Linked DNA regions of Mus musculus: region 2 is linked to region 1. A link is a loop called in an ENCODE intact Hi-C map of the cell type or tissue named here. Cell type or tissue: left cerebral cortex. All regions are shown on one strand. Each heading gives the region's core, and the rest is flanking DNA. Links, peaks and the distances in the headings are about the cores only. Region 1 has its middle 12 kb from the start of Gm35083. Region 2 has its middle 36 kb from the start of Gm35309.

Region 1 (9,687 bases), core at 2,420-4,919:
GCTTAGTCCAAAATACACCGACTTCTTCTATCACATAATCCCTCTTTGGTTATTTACAGAGCTGGTGCGCTCGGCTCCAGGCTGCACACACTCGCAGCCACAGTCTTTCTTCATATTCATGTATTTGCCCACTTTGTATATTCTCATTTGTGCTTATGGTATTGAGAATCTCAACTCAGCCAACCTAAAGAAAAAAATTACAGTTTAAAAAATAGAACTTGTGGGACTGGAGAGATGGCTCAGTGGTTCAGAGCGCTTTGTGATCTATGGTGAGGACCCAAGCTTGGACCCCAGCACCCCTGTTGGTCGGCTCACAAACGTCTGTAACTCCGGGTACAAGGGGTCAGACATCTTTTTATGACCTTCATGGTACATTCACATACATGTGATATACACTCACATAAAATAATAGTAATAATAATAACACAAGATTTAAAAGATTGAGGATTAAATGGGCTCACTGGAATTGTTCTTCTGACTGTAAGCTATAAATGATGGGAAGACAACCTCGTGTATATGTGTGTATGTGCATGTATGTGTGCATGTTCATATATGCATCTGCACATGTGTGTGGAGGCTGAGGGTGATCTCAGGTGTCTTTGTTGGTGCTCTTCACCTTATTTTCTTGTTTTTGTTTGTTTTGTTGTTAAAATATTTATTTAGAGTAGTGTGTGTGTGTGTGTGTGTGTATGTGTGTGTGTGTGCATGTGTGTGCGTGTGTGTGTGTGTGTATGTGTGTGTGTATGTGCGTGTGTGTGTGTGTGTGTATGTGTGTGTGTATGTGTGTGTGTATGTGCGTGTGTATGTGTGCGTGTGTGTATGTGTGTGTGTGTATGTGTGTGTGTATGTGTGCATGTGTGTATGTGTGTGTGTATGTGCGTGTGTTTGTGTGTGTGTATGTGCGTGTGTATGTGTGTGTGTATGTGCGTGTGTATGTGTGCGTGTGTGTGCGTGTGTGTGTGTGTGTGTAAGTGCGTGTGTGTGTGTGCACGCACGCATGCCACACTGCACATATGGGGATCTGAGGACGACTTTTAGGAGTCAGCTCTCTTTTCCCACCATGTTTTGGAGGTGGTCTCTCCTCTCTTCTCCCTGCAGGAGCGCTGCCCTTGAGGTTACAGACCTGAGCCACAGAATCCAGCTCTTTTCCAGAGGAACAAACTGTGTTTATCAGGGTGGAGAGCCAAGTGCTCTCACCCACTGAACCCCCTAAGCCAGCAGCCTGCAACCCCGCATTTATTTATTTATTTATTTATTTATTTATTTATAGTCAGAGTGTTCCACTGAACCTAGAGCTGACTGTCTAGAATGGTTTCCAGCAAGCCCCAGGGACCCCCAGTCTCTGCCCTCTCAGCCCGGGGTTACAGCTGACTGTGATGTGCCAGCCTTTTTACACAGGTGTTGGGGATTGAACTCAAGCCTCTCGCTTCTATATGAAATATTTCACAGCTTACTATCTCCTCAGCCCCTGGGAGACACTGACTGCATCTGCAGCACCGAAGGCCGTAGGATTGAAGCTGCGTTTGGTGTGCTAGTAAGATCACTGGTGGCCTTGGGCCCCCAGGGAGTTTCAGGGAGGGGACTGGATAGTAGAGACACAAGAAAGAATTGGAGTTAGAACTTTTATAAATTATTTTTATTATTATTATTATTTTGAGAGAGTCTTGTCGTGTAGCTTGCTGGTTAGGAGCTGCTAACACTCCTGCCTCTGCTTCTGGGATTATAAATTGGAGGTTTGAGTTCCATTCTCCATCCTCTGCCGGGAGGGGAGGGGGCTGGAGCCTTAGTTCAGTCACCAGTGGCCAATGATTGACGCCATCATGCCTCTGTGATGGACCCTCTTGAATGGCGGGCAGGGCATGGTGAACTCCCTAAGAGGGTGATATAGCCAGCAGACTCAGGGTGACTCGGTGGTGACCCTGGCCCCCACTTTGCTCCCTAGTGCCTCCATTAGGCTGCTCCCGAGTCACATCCTTTGTAACCACAGAAATGTCCATCTAAATAACATCAGAGTCCTGTGTACAACTCTAGCTGTTACCAAACCAAAAGCGGGGGTGGGGGTGGGGGGGGGGGAGAAGGGAACCCCTGACTGGGGCAAAGCCTAAAGGAAGTATGGATATCCGGGCGGTGGCCTTGATCTCAAGATTCTCCTGCCTCTACCTCCTGAGTGCTGGGATTGCACAGGCACAACTATGCCCACCACGTATTTCTGCAACGGGCTCCCCTTCCAGAATGAAAGTTGAAATTTATTGAGTTCATTGACGCCAAATCAGGATAAAAATTGTGGGAGCTCGGCTGGACTTCAAAGGAAAGGAGTGAACGCAGAGATGGCTCCGCAAACGCAGACCAGACAAACTTTTGGGCAAGTGCAGCCGTGGGTCTTTGCTACTTAGGAGATTTTTAAAGTTTAAACAACTGTTAAATGAGTCTGTACATCCCTTAGACTCTAGCTTTCACACTGGAACAGCAGCTATGTCAAAACACCTGTAAGCCCCCGAGCTTGGGCTATGACTTAGGGTGCCTAGGTGCCATTTACCTACGGGGCATGCTCAGTTACCATTTGCTACATGGATGCCCCTGGCCGGCACACCGCCACTGCCCCCTTGAGCCGTTGCTTAGATGTCTTAATGATGGCGAGATGGACAGAGAGCACTTGGTTTTTAGCTGTGATGGCCACCTTCCAGACACCTAGGCTTTCGGGTGGGTCCTCAGTTCCACACACAGGCTCCTAACTAGAAAAAGACGGCGCGGCCCACGCGAAACAGGTTTGTTTCGCAGAAGCCATGAACTAGGCTTTCTGATCGATGATTTGGGTTGTCGTGGATTTCCATCCTGACATTTTGGTGGCAGGTATTTAACCTTATTAGTTAAACTAATGCCAAACAACGGGAAGAGAATGGGTTTCTGTAGCGCACCGTGTAGACAGCAGTAGGCACGCAGCTACAGAAGGAGCTCCTATAGAAAGTTGTATTGATTTCTCATTACTTACTATTTACTTTTAAAGTTTTAGACGCGAGGTCTAATGCAGTCCAGGCTGAACTCGAACTCACTACATTGCTGAGGTTGGCGGTACATTTCTGCACTCCCTCCAGCTCCTGAGTGACAGGTGTGGGGTAACCAGCCCAGTTTAGAACGGTGCCGAGGATGGATTTATACCTGTGCCATTATTTATGGTGCTGTCGGAGTCAAGACAAGTTCCATTATACACCAAAATACCTCACTTCTTATCACCAGAAAAATACCCATCACGCCTCCCCTGTCCTGACAGGCTAAGATCCTGTGAATTCACAAGCCAAAGCATTCAACCCCCTTTTGGAGTCAGGTGTGGGGGTGCACAACTTTCATCCCAGCACTCGGGAGGCAGAAGAAGGTGGATCTCTGAGTTCAAGGCCAGCCTGGTCTACAGAGAGTTCTAGGACAGCCCGGGCTATGCAGAGAAACCCTGTCTGATAAAAACCAAATAGCTGTGATTTTCTTACGATACTGTAACTGCCCACTTAATATTTCCACCAATGTAGTTTAAAAACACCTTGATTTTAAGACCTTCTCGGTTCTGTTAGTATAAAAATCTTTATAATATGTTTTCCTTAGGGCTTGCAGAGACGGCTCAGTGATTAAGAGCACCGGTTACTCTTCCAGAGGACCAGGCTCAATTCCTAGCCTCCACAAGGTGGCTCACAGTGCTCTGTTAACTCCAGTCCCAGGGGATCTGATGCCCTCTTCAGGCCCTCATAGGCATCAGGCAGAGATTTGTGGTGACCTAAACTGTATTTCCAAGCCATAGTCACATGTACTTGGCTACAGAATAAACTACCTCTTATTCCTTTGGATGCTAGAGGTGTGTTGTTTGTGTTCATAGAAGGCTAGGTTATTTGCGTGTGTGCTGGGAGCTCCGACTTCGCCGTCTGTTTTCTCGTGGAGCCCAGAGCCTCGTACATGCATAGCGCTCCACCATCCTGCTGCAATCCGAGCAAGCCCGAGTCTTTGTAAAAGCCAGCAGTGCTTGTCTCCATCTGCTTTCATTTCCAGGCATGTTCTAGCAGCATCCTTGTGGCTTGGCGCCCGTGTTTTAGAGTGTGATTCAGCACAGGGCTCTCTCTAAGTCAGGACCACTTTGCCAATCAGGATCAGGTCATATTGCAGGCTGGGCTCTCCTGGACCAGGCAGGGAGCCCCAGGTCCTGTTAGCCTGCTGCCACTCTCCTCAGGGCTATTAGCTGGGGAGACAGAAGCCAAATGTCTCCCAAAGATCCTGGAAAATTAGGTTAGCACTGTCTGGCAGGTGCCGTGACTCAGAGGCTCATCCCGGCCACAGCTCATTGGCCCTGGAGTTGGAACAAGAACAATGTTGTCATGAATGCAAAGCAGGACAGGAGAGCCGGGAGGCAGGACAGGCAAGGACCTTCAGCTTGTTTTTAGGACCCTTTCCAAATGACTGAGGTTTTAGACTGAAGAGGACCAGAGATTCTCTGGCAGTGGGTGTGTAAGGTAAAGCCACTGGTGGGGGGCACTTACACCAATGGGGTAGCCTGTCCTAGCCACTTACTGTGTGACCTTGGGTAGGTAGCTTAACTCCTCTGAGAGCTCATCTCCTGGTCATTCAAAGGAGTGTAATAATAGTCACTGAGGTTGTCCTGAGGACGAGTGAGATGCTGCACATACGTGATAAACTTAACATTAAAGACATTCAGGGAAACGTGACCAAAGCATAAGATGGGGCCCAGCAAGCTCCCTTCTGTAACCTCCTCTCCCCAGCCTGAAACCTGTTTGCTCAGGTTTCGGTGTTAGAGAGCATGGGGCAGAGCTTGCCGCCCTATCGTCCTGCCACTCCCACTGCCTGCCTCCCAGCTGTTCCAGAGCCATCACGTGTTCACCTGCAACCTTACTCCAAGATGATTTGGCGGGAATCGGGCCCCTTCCCCTCCTTCATAACTCGGTGCACAAATTAGTAAAATTGAGCTTTGATCAGGATATTGTCTTAGCTTCGTCTTTTTCTCGTCCACCTACCTCCCTCTTCTCTTCCAGGTTTCCAAGATGCCTTTCCAAACTAGAACCCAGACATGTGAGCCACTGGCTGGACACAACACCCTTCCATTCTGCCTTAGTTAGGGTTATCATTGCTGTGATGAAACAACACAACCAAAAGGAAGAAAATGGTTTATTTCATTTGTACTTTTCAGGTAACAGTTCATTAATGAGGGAGGTCAGGACAGGAACTCAAACAGGGCAGGAACCTGGAGGAGAGAGCTGATGCAAAAGCCATGGGAGAGTGCTGCTTAGTGGCTTGCGCAGACTGCTTTCCTCTAGAACCCAGGACCACTTAACCTGGGAATGGGACCACCCACAATAGGCTGGGCCCTCCCCCACCAATCACTAACTAAGAAAATGGTTTACAGATGGATCTTATGGAGGCATTCTCTTGATTGAGTTTCCCTCCTTTCAGATGACTCTATCTTGTGTCAAGTTGACATAAAACCAGGCAGTAAAGGCCCCAACCCAGGGTGGGCCTGGATGGAAGATCCAGCAGCCAGGCCTTGACCCCAATCCTGGGAACATCACAGAAGATGGGTAGGAAATATGTTAAGAGCCAGAGGTTGGGGAAGACAGCTGTAAAACAGTGTCTTCCAGAAATGACAAGTATAGGTGCTCAGAAATTCTGGGCAGCCAGGGTTGACTGCACAAGATCTGCAGAAGATCAGTCTAGCTAACAGTCCAGTACGGGTGTTACCTTTGCAAAGCCCCACCCCACAGTGGGGTGCTACAGGCAGCTGTAGGGGAGACAAAATCAATTTTCTTCAGGAGTGGTACCTCTGTTAGGTTGCTCAGGCTATGGTGGACAGCCCTACACCCAGGTGTGTGTGAGCAACACCAGTTGGGTCCCATAGGTAAAATGCACCTACATATACAGATGTGAGATTGGGAGGAAGAGGGGCCCTGGAGGAGTCAGAGGTGGAGGGAGTCAAGGGTAGATTTAATCAAAATAAATTGCACTCATTTATGAAGGAGAAAGGTTCTAAAATGTACCCAAGGTCATGGAGTAAGTGTGGACATGGTATTAGAGGATCTCTATTAGTCTTAAATCAGTATTGTTTTTTACTGGTTTTCATGTACACTGGAGTCAACCCCCCAAAAAACAAACAAACAAACAAACAAACAAACAAACAAACAAGACAAACAGAACCTGAGGACGGAACACACACACACACACACACACACACACACACACACACACACACATTTGCACATACACAGTTTTTATTTTTTTGCCTGTTTGTTTTGAGACAGGTCTTTCCACATAGTTCTGGGTGTCCTGGAATTCACTATAGAGACCAGGCCACACAATTAAAAAAAACAAAAAACAAAAAACAAACAAACGTCAAGGGGCGAGGCTGTAGCCCAGAAGCATCTGCTTGCCCAGTGTGCACAAGGTTCTGGGTCTGATCTCCAGCACCACAAAGCAGTTCAGCAAGCAGAAGAATGGTGGTCAGCAGGGAGTGGAGGAGTCCTGAGCAGGGGTCTGCGGGGACTGAAAAGTGATGGAGACTCACTCTGGATGTGTTTAACATTCTCAGCTGCACACTTGAAATGGTCACAACAGTAAGAACACTTAGTGTAGTTATTAGCATTAAAAACATGATTATCTAGCCAAAATGTCAGATGCTAAATGTACCTACCATTTGTCTGTGTTAACAGATCAGTCAGTGACCAGTCAAGGCAGGTGGGAAGTGCTCGGGACCTTCCAAGTGCAGGAAGAGGTGAGTCAGAGTAAGCAAGCCAGGACTGGCCAATGTGAAATACTTAACTGTACTCTGGTATGTAGGGATTGTCCATCATTGTCTGGCACCTGTTAGGTTTTCAGCCGTAGTCTAATCAGGCCATGCCCACCGGTAGATTTCTTACTTTTTTTTTTAAAGCAATGCAATTATAACACAGATATCTATTACATGATCCTTAGCTTGCTGCTAGGATTTCTAGCTTCATCAGATGACCTTTCCCCCTGACCCTGGAGTCCTTTTTTTTTTTTTTAAAGATTTATTTATTTATTATATGTAAGTACACTGTAGCTGTCTTCAGACACTCCAGAAGAGGGCCTCAGATTTCGTTACGGATGGTTGTGAGCCACCATGTGGTTGCTGGGATTTGAACTCGGGACCTTCGGAAGAGCAGTCGGTGCTCTTAACCACTGAGCCATCTCGCCAGCCCCCCACCAGTAGATTTCTAAGCCTCTAACAGACTCATAGGAGCCCTGGTATAGAGGCAAATGGTAGGTGTCATTTGTACGTTCCGAAGGAAGTTCATAGACTTTATATTTCCGGGCTCTGGGTCCTTAAAGGGCTACTGGTGGTGGCATTATGGCAAAAACTATGATCTCAGTGTTGCACAAAGGAAGGAACATACAAATGGAGTGAAAGTAATTTGGGAAGGCAATTTCTTCTTGCAGAGAAGATGAGCCAGAACCCAAAGCTGGCTACTGAGCATACTCAGCCAAGATGGCTTCTATCGTTTATCTCTCACGTAGGTGGTGTGTCTCATCTCACTGGTGGGAGCTTGGTCCACCATCTGTGATTGACTGATAAGTGCAAAGGGAGAGGGAGGGGCTTGGGAAATATGGGCCCTTGTCGGGCTAATTACCTTTCCTAGAAAAGACTGTTTCTCATCGCACATCCTCCACGCATACATTAGCACACTGTAACCAAATGTGCCCTCATCCTCTGCATCCTTAGGGCCATACACTTCTTCCCCAAATTCTCTTCCTTCTGCCTTAGTGTCCTCCTTGAGCACTGATTAGCATCTAGTCCCAGTGTGATGGGGCCAGGCATACTGCCTCTTGGAGCTGGAAGCCCACTGTGGGAGGTGGTTAGGGTTAGACTGTATTTGAAAGGTACTTCCTGGGGGGAGAGGGACTCTGAGGATGGGCTTTCATAAAAAGTAGAAGCCTGCCCTAAGTGACTCAGGTCTCAGGCATAGCATTGGCTCTTCTGGAACCCGGAGACTCCGAGCATACTTGAATGAATAGAAGATGCTAAGGCACAGCATCAGGCTCATGGAACCCAGCAACACAGTTAATCCTCTCCTGGAATCCAGGCACTCTTTGATTTTTCAAGTCAGTGACACAAGCCAGCAAATCCCCTGCACATTTGCAGAAGCCAGTTTAAATGTCTTTGTAAAGACAAAGCATCACACAGCTCGTTCGAGAGCCATGTCTGCGAGTCAGGAAATTAGATTTGTCAACACTGAGGCCAGTGTTTCCTCTACTACACAGCTGAAGGGCTTAGCCGTGTCCCAAACATACACGGTGTGTCCCCAGATGTCAGGAATCAGTGCAGGTGACTCAGTGGAGAGCACATGACATCTGGGTAAGCAGTCACAGCCTCCCGTCATTGTTGGGAGTATATACAGTTGCAACCCGATCAATGAGGTTAGGTTCCTAGATGTTCATTCCATTCTCCCCAAATTGGGGGTGGGGGTGGGGTGGAGTGGGGTGGGATGCTGGGGGTGGGCAAATGGCGGTGCTGCTGATATTGTCCTAAATGGTAGCCTGGCCTCAGAAATCTAGTGAAGGGGGTTTCTGTTTGTCAGGAAAAGCCATTACTTCTCTTATCTACTCCCAATAACAACTACCTTGGCCAAAGGGCATCTAGCTTTTGATTAACCAAAACAGGCTGTAACAGTTTAAATCGCTTATGCTAAAATCCCAGAACGTTCTTGCCACGCACCTTCCACTGCTACCTGTCCTCATAAAACTCTCAAAGCTTTAACCACTGCCCGCTTTTCTCTGTCTCCACCCCTTGGTCCAACAGTTTGACTCCCCAAATAAGCTGATTTTCTATCTACAGAACTGTCTAGTTTGTTGGTTTCACTGGGTCTTTGCTTACAACTAGGATCTCATGAAAATTTCAGAAATGTGCACCTGCTCTCTATTCAGGAGATGGTTTTGTGCACAAAGAAACCGATGGATCTGAGTTGGGTCTGGAAATCTGATAGGCTGACACACTCAGCCAAATTGAAATGACAAAAGCCAGAGTGGCAAATGCCACTGGGCTGCAATGACATGACGGGAAGAAACTGCTTCCCCGTTTCTCAGAATCTGCTGCCCAAACAAAGCCTGAGATGGGATGGGTATTTTCTTAAAGGTCCCAGAAGACATGGCATGGCATTGCCCTATCTTTTTAGTATGAAGAGTGTGTGGGGTTGTGGTAGGAGATGTCCTGGTTGATAAAGAGTCTTTGGTGTAAGCCTGAGGACCTCCCTGAGCCTGGCTCTCCGGCAGCCATGTAAAAGATGGGTGCAGTGGTGGGCACAGGAGAGCGGAGGCAGCTGCGACCCTGGAACTCACCGGCTTGGTAGTTTAGCAGAGTGGATGAGCTCCGGGTTCCGTGAGAGACCCCATCTCAAACAAATAGGATGGAGGGGCCAGCAGGATGACGTAGGGTAAAGGCAAGCCTGGCCCAAGGAAACCACTCGGTGGAAGGAGAGAACCAACTGTGAGTTGTCCTCCACCCACCACACAGGGGCCCTAGCACATGCCCCTCCCCCTAACACAAATGAAGACTTAATTAAAAATTTTAAGAGAAGACAGGTGAGTGATGGAGATGCTGGATGTCATCAACCTTTTGGCGTTCACAAATGTACACGCCACCAAACACACACATGAACATATTTACGTACCACACACAGTATAAATAAT
Region 2 (9,687 bases), core at 2,925-5,424, 51 kb after region 1:
GGAACCAGGGCTTCTCATGAGACAGGAAGCCTGAGTTCAGGGCCTTCCTCGGTAAAGAGTGAGCTCAGAGTCAGTCCAGGCAACCACGAGAGACTTCACTTCAAAAGAAACAGTAGAGTGGGCTAGGCATGCGGCTCAATGGCAGAGCTCATGTACTGTGGGCTGAGCCCTGGATTCAGTGATGTTGAAAGGGAAAAATCCCTCACAACTCTAACCACATTTTTGATTTGGAGAATCCGAGTGATAACAAAGGCTCTGTCTGGTTGCCCTGTGTTCCCTTCTCATCCACTTCCATGGCTAACTGAGGCAGGTCAACTCCACACCTATTTCCACAGCTAGTATCTGTGGTCTGGGTCTATAACTGTGATCTGGCATTGTTCCATGGAAGTGGATTTTTGGGTGGAGTTTCTCCATGGTATCTATGTTTTCCTCACCTCTCCTGCCTATGGTTATGAAGGCCCATCCAGATGTCAGCCTGGATGTCAGGAACACAGCTGTTCATCAGGATATACACAAAGACATTCTCCTCCCAGCTGTGGATATAGGAAACACAGCAGCTATTAACATCACCCCTTTCCATAGTGTGGAGCCTAAAGCAAGCTCATTAATGTTTCTAGACTAAGTATAAAGAGAACAGGATGTAACTCTGCTTTCTTTTTCTGTTCTCTTAAGATTTCAGCCAATTAGCTAACTTATGTGCTTATTTGTGTGTGTCTGCCTGAGTGTGTGCACATCTGTGTGCATGTGCGGAAGCTAGAGGAGAGTACCAGGAATCCTCCACTATCACTCTCTGCCTATTCCTCTGAGAGTCTATCCATGAACCCAGGGCTTGCACTCTCTCGGCTAGGCTGGAAGCCAGAAAGTCCCAGCAGTCATTCTGTCTCGCCATCCTTGGAACTTGGGTTACAGGCGTTTGCTAGGGTACCTGGTGGTCTGAGCTCCAGTCCTCCAAAGTATGGAGCAAATGCTGTTAGCAACTGAGCCATCCCTTTAGTCCCTCCACCATTCTTGATTAGGTCAACCCTAAGTGGCCATCGGTGCCAGCTCAGAAAAAGACTCAGCACAGCACTTACTACCACTTCAGAAACCCTGCAAATGATGTGGGTCACACTGAGGATAAAAAGAACAGCGAAAGGCCACATATTGTGTTGAGCATGCTGAATGATTTAATGAGATTTCTGGTACCTGCTTTTGTCCTTTCTCCAGTACCCACCCTGTACTGCCAGTCCTTACCTACCTACCTTCCTGTTTTCTAATCTGTTTTTTTTAATATAGCATCACTAAAATATTTTTCTTTTCTATTCTTTTCTTTTCCCTGGGAAATTCCTCTTTAGGCTTGAGCTTACTTAGTCTCCTCAGTGTCTTCTTGCCATGCTTGACTGAAAACGCTTAACAACAAAGAAACCAGTGAGGGACCCTGGTATTTGGTCACTGTCTAAAACAATGAAGACATAGAGATGAAGGGACCAACGGACAGAGAGATGGGTGAATGGATGGAAGGAAGCAGGAATAGATGCACAAATGGATAATGTATGAAGGATGGATGATGGATGGGTAGAAAAATAGAGGAGTATAGGGAAGGATGGAGGAATAGATCAACGCAGTCAAACAGATACAGAGGCTACATCCACTTGTTTCTGCTGTTACTGTGTGTCATGTTATACAGCCATGAGTCCATTTCATCATCATAACAAGCTGGATTTAGAGCAGACATGACTGGCTCCATTCCTGTACGATGATTTCATCTTATTACTGTAAAGGTCAGCCTGCGAGAAGGTGGTAGAGACCTCCTGACCACAAAGAATTCCTTTGTAGTATCACATGCTGCTTCCTGGTGGGAGACCAGCACGCTTGAGGAGGGCTCATGGCAGGCCCCCAGTTAGCTTTAATCCATCTGGCTTCATCTCTTGCCATTCTCAGACACCTAATCAGACCTCTGTGGGCTTGTCCCTTGCCTTGACTCAGGCCAATTCCTACTTCTCTAGTCTCAACTGCAAGGTGGCTTTAGGTGCATCAGATGGGCATCTCTGGTAAGTGCTTATGCACCCTGACTTCATTGCACCCAGGATTCTTGTTCAGGGTAGTTCTTCATAGCTCCTGTGATCACTCCTCTTCTCCTTAGCACACAGAGGGTCTATGGGACTTGGGTCTTGCACTTTTATTTTAATGATGGGGAGTGGTTTACATGCATTTGAGTGCAGAGAACAGAACCAGGCACTGGATCCTCGGGAGCTGGAGTCTTAGGCAGTTGTGAACCACCTGATGTATTGCTGAAGTGGGAACTGAACTTGGCTCCTCTAAAACACTCTAAGCTTAACCCTGAGCCATCTCTGTAGTCCAGGTTTTGAATGAAATACAGCCATGTAGGGATGTATTCAAACAGCACTGAAGGTTTGCTGAAGTTGCCAGATCTGAGTTTTCCAGACTGTTCTACACTATCATGTGATTGATGAGCAACATGGTATGGCCTGGACTCTCACTGGCAACACCCAAGGCTGGGGGTGCAGAAAGCACATCTTAGCAAACATGGGTGAGTGCGAATGTGTGAAAGCTTGGAACTGCTCATCTGTAAGTAGAAAGATGAAACCTGTAGAAGAACCACTCTTCCTCCCTCCTCCCTCCTCCCACCTCCCTCCCTCCTTCTTCCTCCCTCCCTCCTCCCTCTCACCCCTTCTTCCCTCCCTCCCCCCTCTCCTTCATTACTCCCTCCCTCTCACTCCTTTCTCCCTCCCTCCTCCTTCCATCCCTCCTCCCTCCTCCTCCTCCCTCCACTTCTCCTTCCAGCCCTTCTGCTCCCCTCCTCCCTTCCTCCCTTCCTCTCCTTCATTTCTCTTGCCCTTCCCTCTTTCTTCCCACCTTGGCTAGCACTTGGTAAAGAGGAATTAATAATTAGTTAATGAAGTGGGGCTGGGTGGGAAAAGGAGGAGGAAAATGCCATTTGGTTTCGAAGTCTTCTAACCTCAGGTAGAAAATACTTCCAGAAATACCTGCATCTCCCTAATTCTGGTCCCTTTGAGGCCCCCCTCTCCAGGAAAGAGGCATTTCTGCATGCCTGAGTTGAAATAAACCAGAAAATGGGCTGTGGCAGGTCACTGCCCCATTGCCCTCTTTCCATGCAGGCCAGCAGAGACCTTTAATTGGAAGGTGGGGAGGCACAAGAATTAACTCCTACCCATCTGGAATTTTCCTTCTCCCCTTGCCTTTGGGAGCTTAGAAGCTGACCTTAGAAGGGTTTCATCAGCTGGACCCAACCAGCCTCTGCTAGGCTGTATATCTTCACAGGCACACCTTTGAATTTGTATGTTGACCTTTAGAAAACAACCAAACCAGCCTTTACTATTCACTCGCCGTGTGCTGTGCACTGTGCAGCTTTGCACATACTAATTTAATCTTTACATACCTGGTAAGGTAAACACCACAATCACTGCACTTTACAAAGGAACTTGGAGCACAGAGAGGTTGACTACCTTGTTAAAGGTCACTTGCTCATAGGTAGCTTGTGGGACACAAGAGTCAACGGGGGGGGGGGAGCGCGGGGGAGCACACAGAAATGATGTCATTAATACTTAACTTGTGGATGTGAGTCTTGCTGGCACAACTGGAAAGAATTAATGGTTCTCTGGTCCCTGTCAGCAAGGACCTCACAAATAGGACAGAGCACTTCAAGCTCCACCCCCCACCCCCCGACCCCCCGCCAAACCCCATGGGCAATGACAAGGTTACCCCTGAAGCATCTAAGCACTGCACACAAGCAGATGTGAAGACTCGAGAGGCTTCCTGGAAAAGGTAATGAATGAGTAGAGACCCTAAGCATGGTATGAATCAAAGTGTTCCAGGCAGAGGGCATGGCCCAGGCAGAGGGTGGAGTGGTTTGGAGTAGGGTGGGGGTGGGGGGAATGGTTCAGCAGGACCAAGAATCTGTGAAGGAGCAGGAATCCAAGGTGGGGCTGGAGAAGGGTATGGGGGATACAGGGAGAGAGGCAGACAGGAGGTGCCAGAGCAGGAGGCGGAGGCTTGTTGCTCAGGAAACCAAGAAGTCAAACTGCATGGTCTTTTTCTCAATTAGCAGCAGCCAAGGTCTCCCAGCTGGGGGTGTGGGGGGAGTCAAAGCCGTTAGGAGCTGAGCTTGTTCTGGGATGAAAACACATCCGTGGAATCCAGATCTCCCACTTTGAAAGAATAAATTGTCACCTTCCCACTCAATCTGGCTGTGAGCTCCCCTGGCCCTGCTCCAGCCGCCCACAGATGCAACACTCTGCTCTCTGCTGCCTCCTGCAGATGCACAGCATTGTGGCCACCGCCTCCTGCTGGGATCAGCGGGCTGGGGTAGGGGTGCACCAGGGACAAGAAGGGGACAGGGGAGAATGGACACACAACAGACCAGACAAGGAGAGGAGGTGAAGAAACTCTAAGGCCACATTCACCTTCCCTGTTCCCAGAGTGAGCCCTAGATACTCCTGGGAGATAACAAGAAGTGTCTTCCAGACTCCAGCAAAGTGGTGGAGGGCTGGGTCACCCTCCTGTTGCCTGTCTGGTCTCAATGCTCGGCAGTCCTTAAAAGCAAGCCTTACTTTTCCCATCTTGAGCTCTGCCTTCCCCTCTCTGAGCAGTTCTGGAGGCACTAGAGCACAGAGGAAAAGCCCCCAAACCACAGCTTAGATTGATCCAAGCAGGGAGCATTCACTGGGTGTTTAGCGCTTGGTTCCTGGAGGCCAGCCCGGGAGAGATACTAGACCTGTACCTGCTTTGCCGATGAAGATCAGAGGTCACTGCCACTCACTCCTGGCAATCAGGTTTGTAATCTGAAACTCCCAAGCACTGCAATGCTGCTGGAAGACTTGGCTCTGTGGTTGTGGTTCTCTCACTGGTAAAGTACATGCAGTTGGCCTCTGTACCCACAGGCTCTGGTCCATGAACTTAACACACAGTGGAGAGAAAGCATCTGAGGAGCAGGGCACCGCTCCTGTGCTGAACGTAAACTCCTGGGTCCTGGTAATCTCGCCTGGGGACTTGAATATGCCAGGCAAACACTCTACCCAGTCCCCAGACTTCTGTGTTTTGAGATAGAGTCTCATATGGAGCTCAGGCTGGCCTTGGGTTTGAGATTCTAAGATTCCCAAGTGACATAATTGGAGGTAGATAGCTTTTGTTTCCTGTCATCACCTCTACACAATGTGCTCCAGCAACTGTTTGTTTTGCTGTGATATTATTATGTGAGTTCAAGAACACAGGAGATGGAGCTTGGTTAGATGCATCCTTCTACAGCAGGGACCAGGCATCTGAGAATTTTGGCATCTTCAGGAATGCTGGAACCAATCTCCTGCAGATGGCTGAGGGACCACAGTCTATTAAACACCAAATTTAACCATGATTTAATTAAGGACATCAGCATTTCCTGAGTTCCTATATGTTCCTAAGCATGTGACCTCATGCTGTTCCCATATGGTATTAGTTATCTTATCCTAAAGAGTACTTCAAAGTATGTGTAGAGTGCCCTGTGACTACAGAGCGGGGAACAAACTGGGCCAGAGTGTCTGAGGCACGCTCCAGGATTGGGCCTGCTCTAGAAGGCAGGATATCTAGTTGCTTGAACCTCTATGCTCCAGCTTAGAAGCTTTGGCTCTGATACCAGATGGTTGGGACCTCGGCTCCCTGGGCCTCAGTTTCCCTTTTGAAATGGGCATGAGTGGAGCTGGGTGGGGAGCTGGCTCAGTGGGTAAGGAGCCAGCTGTAAGCACAAGGACCTGATTTTATCGGACTCCCCAGCACCAATGTGAAAAGTCAGGCACAGCAACACAACTCTCAGCGCTGGGGAATTGGAGAGAGGTAGGTCCCTGAAATGCTTTAGCTAAGCAGCCCAGCTGGTTCAGGGTCTCTGGATCAGTGAGAGACCCTGCCACAAAAAATAAAGGCACAGAGCATCGGAGGAAGACATCAAATGCTAGCCTCTGGCCTCTACAACAGAGCAACTGCATTCAACACACACACACACACACACACACACACACAGAGCTTTTTTTGTTTTTTTCTGGAAAGATGCCTAGGCAGAGTGAGCAGCTCTTAGACTTTAGGTGTTATCACCTGAGAAGCAGCCTGGGCCTCAGAACCTTCCCACAGCTAAGACTGCAATGCCATGTTGCTGGTGGTCAGGAGTGCTGAATACCTTGACTGATCTCTCTCTCTGCACCCCTAGGTCCTGCAAAGGCAGAGGCCAGAGTTTCAAATCAGTTTGCCCTGATGTCACATGAAGAGTTCTGAGTTCAGGAGCTGGGGGAGGAACCAGCCATGGCTGAAGAATCCTAATAGCCATTGTCTTTGTTATTCCTTCCAGGTGCTGGCTCTACATACTTGCAAGAATACACAAAAGCAATGAGATCAAAGGCAATCTCAGAGCAAAGGATTGGGGGGAAAGGCCCATCTGGGAAGTCCTCCCAGGTCCTTCAGACAAAGGATCTTTTCTCAAAAGAAAACCCAGGAGTGAGGCTGAGAGGATCTGGGACTGGATCCACATGCTCAGGGGATAGAGAATGAAAGGCAGGAGCTGTGGGGTGAACGGCGAATGGATGCTTTGTACTGCTTTTGGGTTGTTGTTGTTGTTTTTTTGTTTTTTTTTGTTTTTTGTTTTTTGCTTTTCTCAAGACAGGGTCTCTCTGTGTAGCCCTGGCTGTCCTGGAACTCACTCTGTAAACCAGGATGTCCTCAGAGATCTGCCTGCCTCTGCCTCTCAAGTTTTGGGACCAAAGGTGTGAGCCACCACTGCCTGGCCAAATTTATTCATTTATTGTATATGAGTACACTGTAGCTGTCTTCAGACACACCAGAAGAGGGCATCCAATCCCATTACAGATGGTTGTGAGCCACCATGTGGCTGCTGGGAATTGAACTCAGGACCTCTAGAAAAACAGTGAGTGTTCTTAACCACTGAGCCACCTCTCCAGCCCTCTGTCCTGCTTTGTATAGAATAGCTGAGGGTATCCAGAAGAGGATGGAAAACCAAGCTTTGACTTCGGGGTGCACATCCACCCCCAGGATCTGCAAGGAACCCCAGAGCCATATTAAATCCTCTCTAGTCACCAGCAGTGCAGGCTCTCGGGCTTATATGTCAGTCTCCTTGGGCTGACACCATTTTCCTAGTCTTGTCTGCTGAACTGGAAGTCTGGGGAACACAAAAGGTGCTGTGTAAGCCAGTGACAACTTCCGTCAGTCTGCAGCCTCAGTTTCCCTGCTACAGCAGGGAAGGGGTGGGTGGAAAAAAATTTCTAATTAGTTCTCCAAGATTACCGGTTTGGGTGTGATCCTGGTTTGCTTGTCTAAAAAGGAGGGTGGCACATGGGGACAGGTGTGGTGTCTGGAAGTTCTTGTCTCTGATGAAGCCTGTTTATCACAATGAAACTCTCCTGCTTGAACCATCATAACACCGAGAACCAGAGGTTCTTGGCAGAGGTGTTGAAAGTAACATGACGCTTCTTCAAATGTTTATCATGTGCTCAGTACCTGATCTGCCCCATCACTTCATTATTATCCCCGCCTCTGTGCATTCGTGCATGTGTGCACATGTGTATGTGCATGGGTATGTGTGTGTGTGTATGTGCACGTGGTGTGTATATGTTCATGTGTGTGGGTGCATGAGTGGATTCCGGTATACATGGGACTGAAGTTGGGCTTCTCCCTCAGTCGTTTTCCATTAGTAAAATCAGAATTTTAGATAAATAACAAATGATTTATAGTATAAGTATGTCCACGCAAAAGTGGGGTACATTTATAGTAACAAAGGACTTACTGTTATCTATTTGCTGGTTTTATCTAGTATCTCTGAGCACCCCACACTAATAGCCCAATACTGGCCTTATAACAATTTTTATCTGGAGATTTCATATAGGTTTCACTTAATCTGGGATAAAAATGATTGTTTTTTGCCATAGGGTTTTGGTAAAAATTATATAAATCCATAATGAAAAGTACTTATATCTATGCCGATTGATATGTAGTAAGGGATTTGTGAGTCTTTCCCTATAAATGTGGTCTTTGTGTGTGTACACATATATACACACATATGTATATATGTACTTAAGACAGCATCACATATGTACCACAGGCTGGCCTGTCACATCATCTGTCACCTAGTCAGGCTTCGAACTCTCTGTCCTCCCGCTAGAAACAAGGAGCTGCAGGGTGTCCAAGTTGATAGCAGTTCCATGGTGTTAGCACCCCAGTCTCCCCTTTGCAACATGGAAGTACTCAAACTCACCGCTGCCCCTCATCCCTCAAATGGCTTACAGGGAAGTCCCATGCCTGAGGTTGATGAGTTCCATTTCCTGGGGACATCCCACAAGGCCCATAGGGATGGATATTGCTGGAGCCAGCCTGCCAGGGAGACCAGTAGAGGGACAATTGTACTCATCCCGCACCTCCATCTTCTCTGACCATGTATCTGAAAGTTCCCTGGAAATGGGCATTGCCAAGGTCGAAGTGGAGGGGGGTCCCAGATATAAATTTTCTAACAAAAATACCATTTCCCCCTGGATCCAGATAGTGTGCTAAGCCCTTTCTCCATGGCCTGGAGCTGGTGACCGTATGACCTCCGCTTCCTGGAATGGACTCAGGATGATTTCGGACTTTGCCAGTTGTAGCAGCACACATCTCTAATTCCAGTACACTCTGGAGCAGGAAGCAGGAGGACTGAGATTTCAAGACCAGCGTGGGCTAATTGCAAGATCCTATCTCAAAAATAAATGACAGAATAACTAGAATGTAAAGGAAGAAAGTCTCTCAGGTTACACAGCTTGTAAACTGCAAAGCTGGGATTTAACTTTAAGGGCCTTGGGATGAGGAGAGTGCTCCCTCATTTGAGGCTGATCTATCAGGAGGCTCAGCTCAGGTGCTCCAGCTCTCCCCCTCAGAACTGCAGCCAGGCAGCTGGCCTCACTAGTGGGCCCTTAAGTCTGTAGGAATGTCCTCCCCAACCTGTCCCTGGTCCCTGTGCTCACCTGAATGGATACTGATGTCAGGGTGTGGAAAGGCCTGTGCAGAGAGGAGGGCCAGGAAGACCACAGACCATAGTTCCCATTTCTGCATGTTGAACTTGGAGGAAGCTGCCTCTGGCTGGAGCAGAGCAGCTCAGAGCTTGGGTCCCAGATAGCTCTCCTAGGTTCAGGCAGGGTCTCTAGCAGCCAAGACAAATGGGGTGGACCCCTGTCCCTCCTCCTCCCCCTCCCGCCTCTCTCCCCACTCCTCATTGGACACAATGCAGAGTGACAGCTGAGAGCAAAGCAGTGCTCCAGTCCCTGGATCCCCTGAGCCTTCTGAGTGCCAGCTCTGTTCTGAGCCATGTCACCTCTTCTTTGAGCCTCTGTTCTAGGCCACCAATCATCTCCGTCCTCTTAGGTAAATAATTCTCAAAAGGTTAAAAAAAAAAACAAGTGGAGATTGATTGCAGCAGACCCATAGCCATGAAGGTTGTTTGTGTGGTCCACATAATGTCTTAAAATTAATACAAGAACAGGGTTAGCTCAGTTCATGTCACCAAGTCAGAGATCTGCATGGACATACATGATGAAAGGGAGAATCAACTCCTGAAAGTTTTCCTGCCTTCCAAGCAGTGCACACACACACACACACATTACATGCTTATCAGTATATAAAAATCAGGAGATTTTGAGTTAAGGCCAGTTCTCTGACTCCTGCTGC

Evidence for each region. Hi-C counts contacts between places; a loop is a spot of excess contacts. Peaks named below come from ENCODE experiments on the same cell type or tissue, not always from the same donor. Only the 100,000 strongest peaks of a DNase experiment are listed, where the experiment ranks them.
Region 2: a loop joins it to region 1, with 3 times the contacts of the local background. A loop is called at or near these places in 6 of 42 quality-filtered maps.

The regions. Positions count from the first base shown.
Region 1 is chr7:118,310,301-118,319,987 of GRCm38, forward strand. No RefSeq gene overlaps it. Among named protein-coding and RNA genes, the nearest start is that of Gm35083, 12 kb to the right of the region's middle. In left cerebral cortex, for the core only: a CTCF peak has its summit at 3,690 (motif pointing left); DNase peaks (open chromatin) are centred at 3,722 and 4,018; H3K27ac peaks cover 552 bases.
Region 2 is chr7:118,360,643-118,370,329 of GRCm38, forward strand. It overlaps the pseudogene Gm32766. Among named protein-coding and RNA genes, the nearest start is that of Gm35309, 36 kb to the left of the region's middle. In left cerebral cortex, for the core only: a CTCF peak has its summit at 4,272 (motif pointing left); DNase peaks (open chromatin) are centred at 4,169, 4,842 and 5,217; H3K27ac peaks cover 1,244 bases.